2 separate regions of the Homo sapiens genome follow, and region 1 is linked to region 2. The links are chromatin contacts, found by Hi-C or POLR2A ChIA-PET in ENCODE. All regions are on one chromosome and are shown on one strand. Each heading gives the region's core, a stretch centred on a gene start or an enhancer-like site at or near the end of the contact. The rest is flanking DNA. Distances are from core to core; before and after follow the strand shown.

What was found. A loop is a pair of places that touch in the nucleus more often than their neighbours do. ChIA-PET counts read pairs that join two places held with the same protein, here RNA polymerase II (POLR2A). Pooled maps may share reads with other maps.
Region 1: a map of dorsolateral prefrontal cortex shows a loop between it and region 2 (3-fold over the local background). The contact joins the promoter of LINC01856 here to the promoter of LINC02572 in region 2. A Hi-C loop is called at or near these places in 3 of 168 maps with a recorded cell type or tissue (dorsolateral prefrontal cortex, head of caudate nucleus and heart left ventricle) and 4 of 50 pooled maps. POLR2A ChIA-PET finds 5 or more read pairs at or near these places in 1 of 52 experiments (Panc1).

What each region holds. Positions count from the first base shown.
Region 1 is chr2:129,921,919-129,925,115 of GRCh38, reverse strand. It overlaps LINC01856 (long intergenic non-protein coding RNA 1856), which reads right to left and starts at 1,939. Exons shown (of 4, transcript NR_110285.1): 1 at 1,835-1,939. It also overlaps the pseudogene PLAC9P1. RefSeq lists enhancers at 1,003-1,816, 1,817-2,632.
Region 2 is chr2:129,875,663-129,879,082 of GRCh38, reverse strand. It overlaps LINC02572 (long intergenic non-protein coding RNA 2572), which reads left to right and starts at 1,592. Exons shown (of 6, transcript NR_149127.1): 1 at 1,592-1,635. It overlaps LOC105373616 (a long non-coding RNA gene), which reads right to left and starts at 1,204. Exons shown (of 3, transcript XR_923328.3): 1 at 417-1,204. RefSeq lists enhancers at 220-775, 776-1,332, 1,353-1,647.

The DNA of each region.
Region 1 (3,197 bases), core at 690-3,189, 46 kb before region 2:
CCGACAAGGCTGGAGTGCAGTGGTGCAGTCTCGGTTCACTGCAACTTCCACCTCCCAGGCTCAAGCAATCCTTCCACCTCAGCCTCCCAAGTAGCTGGGACTACAGGCACATGTGCCACCATGCCTGGCTAATTTTTGTATTTTTTTGTAGAGGCAAGGTTTTGCTATATTGCCCAGGCTGGTCTCGAACTCCTAAGCTCAAGCCATCCACACACCTCAGCCTCCCAAAGTGCTGGGATTACAGGTATGAGCCACTGTGCCCGGCCAATACATATATCCAAATTTTTAAATTTTGTTTTTGATGGAGTCTTGCTCTGTCACCCAGGCTAAAGTGCATGGTACAATCTCGGCTCACTGCCATCTCCACCTCCCAGGTTCCAGTGATTCTCATGCCTCAACCTCCTGAGTAGCTGGGACTACAGGCATGCACCACCATGCCCCGCTAATTTTTTGTATTTTTGGTAGAGATGGGGTTTCACCATATGGCCAGGCTTGTCTCAAACTCCTGATCTCAAGGGATTTGCCCATTTCGGCCTCCTAAAGTGCTGGGATTACAGACGTGAGCCATCGTGCTGGGCCAAAAAGTTTAATTTTAAATATTTGAATTTTTTTTTTTTTTTTTTTTTTTTTGGCAGAGTCTCTCTCTGTCGCCCAGGCTGGAGTGCAACGGCATGATCTCGGCTCACTGCAACCTCCATCTCCCGGTTCAAGCGATTCTCTTGCTTTGGCCTCCCGAGTAGCTGGGACTACAGATATGCATCACCGTGCCCGTTTTCTTTTTGTATTTTTAGTAGAGACAGTTTTCCCACATTGGCCAGGCTGATCTCGAACTCCTGACCTCTGGTGATCCGTCCACCTCGGCCTCCCAAAGTGTTGGGATTATAGGTGTGAGCCATCACGCCTGGCCTAATACTTGAATAATATTTTAAAGCAATTGGTGCTCTTGGTAATTCTATATGTTTTATTTTTTGCATTTAAGGCATTATTCTGAGAAGAGGTCTGTAGGCTTCACCACACTGCCAATGGGGTCCATGGCATACACAGGGAAAAACCATTAAGAACCCTGAGTAAATTTCAAAATCCCAGACCTGTCATTTGGCAGAGACACCACCAGGGAGCAGAATAACAAAAAGAATGTGAGCTCCAGGCTGCAAAGTCCAAAAGGGAGAAGGTAATCTACACGCGCTTTATCCAAACCTGTGACTGAGTGCCAAAAAGGAAGGAGCCTTAGAGAGCGAGCCCCATAGGATATTGTCATCTGGGGAGATTGAGGCAGGTAGGCGCAGAGCCTGAGTGAGGAAAACCCAGGTCCCGCAGCTCCCAGTCCTTTTCCACTGCACCCCACTGGACCGCCAGCTGCTTCTTAGGACCTGGCTAATGAAGCAGAACGTGGCACCACTCCTGTCCTGGACGTTACCCACCTTCTCACTCTAGATGGTAGAGAAGACCGTGGATCACCTGGGGACACAGGTGAAAGGCCTGCTGGGCCTGCTAGAGGACCTGGCCTGGAACCTGCCCGGGGGACCCTTCAGCCCCGTCCCCGACCTCCTCGGAAAAGGTGAGCAGTGCAGGTGGCAGAGGACAGCCTCTGGGCTGCTGTCATCTGGCGCTGTGCAGGCGAGACGGGGACGGCTGCTACGCCGCACAGGTGTAGCCTGGATAGCAGGGAGGGTCCCAGCGCCCCCTGGGGACGGAATCGGGACCGCATCATCCCTGCTCCCCTCCCCTACCACCCCGCCCCCACACCCGGTCGCTGCCTCCCAGCGTCAAATGAGGTTCTGGAAGAGCCGGCCCTAGATGACATCTCAGCACAACCCCGGCGCAGAGAAGCTACCTGCTTCATTGGCCTTCTCACGACTGGAGCTCCTCAGTTCCTTTCATTTCCCCCTGAGGAGCCACTCCTGTTCCACCCCAAAACCGTCGCAGGGAAGACGGGCACCCCCACTGATCAGGCAGGGATGGGGTTGCACTCTGTTCTCTCCTTGATCCCTGTGTCCCTGGCGCAGGAGGAGTTCCCGGGGGCTGGGGAGGGGAGGGAAGGCACTGCTGAGCACCACGGGGGCGGGTACCCTGCAGCACCCCAGCTTGCTCAGTGGAGGCCGCTGCTTTCTTTCAGATGGCTTCTGAGCCCCGGAGCTGGAGCCCAGCAGCTGGAGGTGGTGCACCTGCCAGGCAGCACCCTCTGATAGCCAGCGCTGTCCTCTCGCCTTCCTTCCTCAGCTTCGTGTGAAATAAAAGCTACTGTTTTTGGTCTCCTCTGTGTCTGCTGACAGAGTAACCCGTTTACAGCCCCCTCTCCCTCCACTTCCATGCCTGGGGGAGGCCGGCCACCCCCTCCAGGCTCAGACCTGGGGACACGCCCACTCCCGCCATCTGTGCTTTAGCATTCCCTTATTTATAGGGGCAGATGGAGCAGGGGTTGATTCACAGAGGTGGGGGCCCTTCGAGTGGCCTTGCGTCTCAAAATGTGGCCATAGGTGAGAAGCAAGGGGAGCACGGTCTCAGGACCCACCCGGACTCCTTAATCCAAATCTGCATTGCAATCAGACCCCCAGGGAATTTATGTGTCCATTAAAGAGGTTTGTTGTTGTTTTAAAAAAAATTTCCTATGAAGTGGAATTCAATGTAAAATTCATCATTCTAACCATTTTAAATTGTGTAAGGCTGGGGGCAGTGGCTTACGCCTATAATCCTAGCATTTTGGGAGGCCAAGGTAGGAGGATCACTTGAGCCCAGGAGTTTGAGACCAGCCTGGACAACATGGTGAAACCCCATCCCTACAAAAAATACAAAAATTAGCCTGGCATGGTGGCATGGTGGTGCATGCCTGTAATCCCAGCTACTCAGGAGGCTGGGGTAGGAGGATCACCTGAGCCCTGGAGACCAAGGCTGCGGTGAGCCATGATTGTGCCACTGCACTCCAGCCTGGGTGACAGAGTGAGACCTTGTCTCAAAAAAATAATGATAATAAAATAAATAAATTGTACAAATGCAGTGGCGTCCAGTACATTCAGAAGTTGTGCAGTCATCACCGCCAGTTCCAGAACATTGTTCTCACTCTAGAAAGAAACTCTGTATCTATCAAGCAGTCACATCCCATTCCTGCTGCCCCCCACCCCCCCTGGAAACCACTGATCTCTGTCTCCATGAACTTGCCTCCTCTGGACATTTTAAATACAGTAGTCCTGCTTTATCTG
Region 2 (3,420 bases), core at 343-2,842:
ACACACACACACACACACACACACACAGACACACACACAAATTTCCAATTTAGGATGGTTCGACGTATGATGTTTTGACTTCTTACTGGTGTGATAGTGATACACACTCAATATAAACTCTACTTTGAGTACCCACACAACCATTCTCTTTTTCACTCTCAGTACAGTATTCAATAAATGACATGAGATATTCAACACTTAACTATAAAGTAGGATTTTGCCTAACTCTGAGCACGTTAAAAGCAGGCTACACTAAGCTATGATGTTTGGTAGGTCAAGTGTATTAAATGCATCTTTGACTATGGTATTTTCAACTTACGATGGGTTTACTGGGATGTAACCCCCATGGTAAGTCAAGGAGTATCTGTATATACACCCACAAAACTACGGAGAAACAAGGTATTTCCCAAGCCTACCTTAAAGATAAGCAACGCTATCCCGTTTCCGGGAGCCCAGGGGTCCTGCGCTGAGCAGCGGCCTTCCTTGGGCGTTCCAGCTCTTCTGGGCAGCGCCGGGCGCTCTCACACAAATGCTGCCTCCTTCAGCGCGGGTCTTACAAAGTTGTGCTGTTCTGCATGTTGTTATTTCTAGCTTGTGTTGCACATTTCAGTATTTCCCAAACAGAACATACTGACCATCACTTAATGTTTTCTACATGATTCTAATCATTGTCCATATCCATTCAACAACTTTCAGCGTTCAGGGAAGGCATTAGTGCCCGCTTCTGGGGCTGGACGACGGGGCTATCTGAGAAGAACCGGAGGCCGGGGCTACCTCGGGAGCCTCGCGGCGGGAACGGGTCCCAAGGCCTGCGGCGACAGTACCGGGAGGTAGCCCAGGCCATACACACTAGAGCCTGGCGGAGCTGCTGGCCAGGATGCCAGGGCAGCAGGTGCACGCAGGGCCCTAGCAGAGCTCCTCCAAGAGGGGGTCTTCAGAAATAACCCCTGCGAAGGAGTGGGAGGTGCTCCGGCTGCAGCCCCCCCGGGAATAACCCAATACGTCTATTGACAAAGAAGCCGGCCTACTTTGCTTAAATCCAGAATTTATCAAGCATACATGGTCACAGACCACCCCCTCCTGCTGCTCTGGTATGACATCATTACTTTTTTGAGAACTGTTGTGTTCATCATGCAGAATGCCTTCAGCCAGCCTAACCGCCAGCTTCCTCCGGGATGGGTTTTCCTCACTCTGCAGCCCAGCATGTGGGAAAGACCCTGCGCCTGCTGTGCCCGCCCCCGCGCCCGCCCCCCGACACGCGCGCCCGCCCCCCCACACGCGCGCCCGCCCCCGACACGCGCGCCCGCCCCCCCACACGCGCGCCCGCCCCACCTGGCCCTGTTCCCGCCCCCTCCCCTCCCTGCTTCGCCCTGTCCCCGCCCCCTCCCCAGGCTGTTCTGTCCACCCCTGCTCCTTCCGCTCCCGGCCCGGCCCCGCCCCCGCCCCTCTCCCCGGAAGAATGGGGGCCTCTGCTCACACCAGATTGGTCGGACGGCATCACGTGACCTCATCTCTTGGACTCGCTTGCTATTCCCGAAAAGGGGGAAAGGATTTGGGGGGGACAATCGCGGAGCCTCTCGCTGGCTTTAGGGAGAGAGGGCTGGGGTAGAGGAGAGCCCCAGGGAGCAGGCAGAGGTGGGTTGGCTAGGGCCTTGTGTGACTTGGGCTGAGAAACTTCACTTATTCCCTGGCGCTGGCAGTTGTCAAACTGGGTCTTGTAGATGCTAAGTCTCCATAGAGGTATCGTAGGTATGTTGCAAATGCTTGATTTGAATTGCTTTTTTAAAACAAACGTGTCTTAAATAATTTTTAAAGCTTAAATGATTTTAAAAGACTGCTCAAATGTGCCGTGTCTCATTTATGGTTGTTTATTCACGTGCGAGAGGAGCTGGCTCTGCTATCAACAAAAGGGCTGCTGGTTCCCTCTGGCAGTGATTTTGAAACTTTTTAAGCAGCAAAACCCCCTTCCAAACCGAGAATTCTGCGGTGCTTCAGTCATTAAGACTGATAGAAGCTATATTTATTGGGATAGAGTGATTTTATAATCTTTATTATACAATTGATAACCTAGGGAAAGAAAGATTGAGCTGCAAAGAGGGAAGGCAGAGGAGAAGGGAGATATCACCAGGCTGTAGGTGGGAAAGGGAGTGGAATGGTGGCTTAGACAGGTGCAGGCGGTGTGAAGGACTCACAGGAAGAGAGTCTTGCCTTTCCAGCTCCCAGCTGTTTTTTGCTGATGGATTGGATGTGGGGCCACAGGGTGGCAAGAGAGAAAACCAGGATGACTCCTGAGATTTTGGCTTGAGCAACTGGGCCGATTCTGGTGCCAGTTGTTGAGGTGGAGTGTGGGAAACTGAACATGCCCTCGTGTGTGTGGGGACACTTTTGGGCGGTTACAGGAGGTAGTGGTAACGAATGATAATAGCAGAACATCAGGGTAAGCCTGATAAAGAATTATAAAAATCAGGCCATCAGGGTAAACTCAACGTAACTACTGATGCAAATTGAATAGCTTCTGGCTGTTTACTAAAAACGGAATGAGGGATAGTAACTGTAGCTTTAATTCCATAACAATAGAGCTAAAAATCTACCATAGCTGTGTAGACACTTGCTGACTACCTGAATGCATTCAGGTTTTTTCTAAATAATAGAATTATCTAATCATTCTCTATTTTTTGAATTGGCATGTTCCTTTGGGTGTTGGTTTCCTTTCTGCCCCCACAAGTTTGGTGACAAGGATGGGACACCTTGAGTGAGCCTTTCCACTGGGCAAATTGGAGGATGTGTAGCCATCTTCGGTCAGACAAGAGGCCTTGTTTGCTGAAGTCTTTCTTAAACACATTGACTCATTAAGTCTATCATTTGATTGACCCTACTGTCGTAGCTTACACCAAAGAAAAATTATGGTCATGTGTAAAGCTATATCCTCTCCCTAGCTCAAATACGGGGAATTGAACCTGTAATTAGAGAACTAGAAAGAGAATCATAAAGAAAGGACATTTGCCTTGTAATAGTCTTCCTATATTACCTATGAAAAAGGAAGGGAAACTGACAAAGAAGTTTAGCTTGCTTACATATTTTTACAAAATCTGATAGAAATATATTTTTGGTATGTCTGACAGTTGTAGTACTCAACCTCTTAGCCTCCTATTGTGTGACCTAACTAATTTTAGTAATAGACTTATGTTGAGCTTTCTTTTCTATACCTTCAGCAGAGGAACCAAGGTATCTCTTTGTGTTTACCTATGAAGGCTTTCCATATTGGTGGCAATGCATCCCCCAGGGATTCAGAGATTTGCCAACTATAATCTCTAGGCATTTACAAAAGAACTTAAAGAAACTTCCCCCACCTCAGGAGTCCATATATGGATATATATGGATGATTTATTGATAGGTAACACCTCATGTGCTAACAAGATA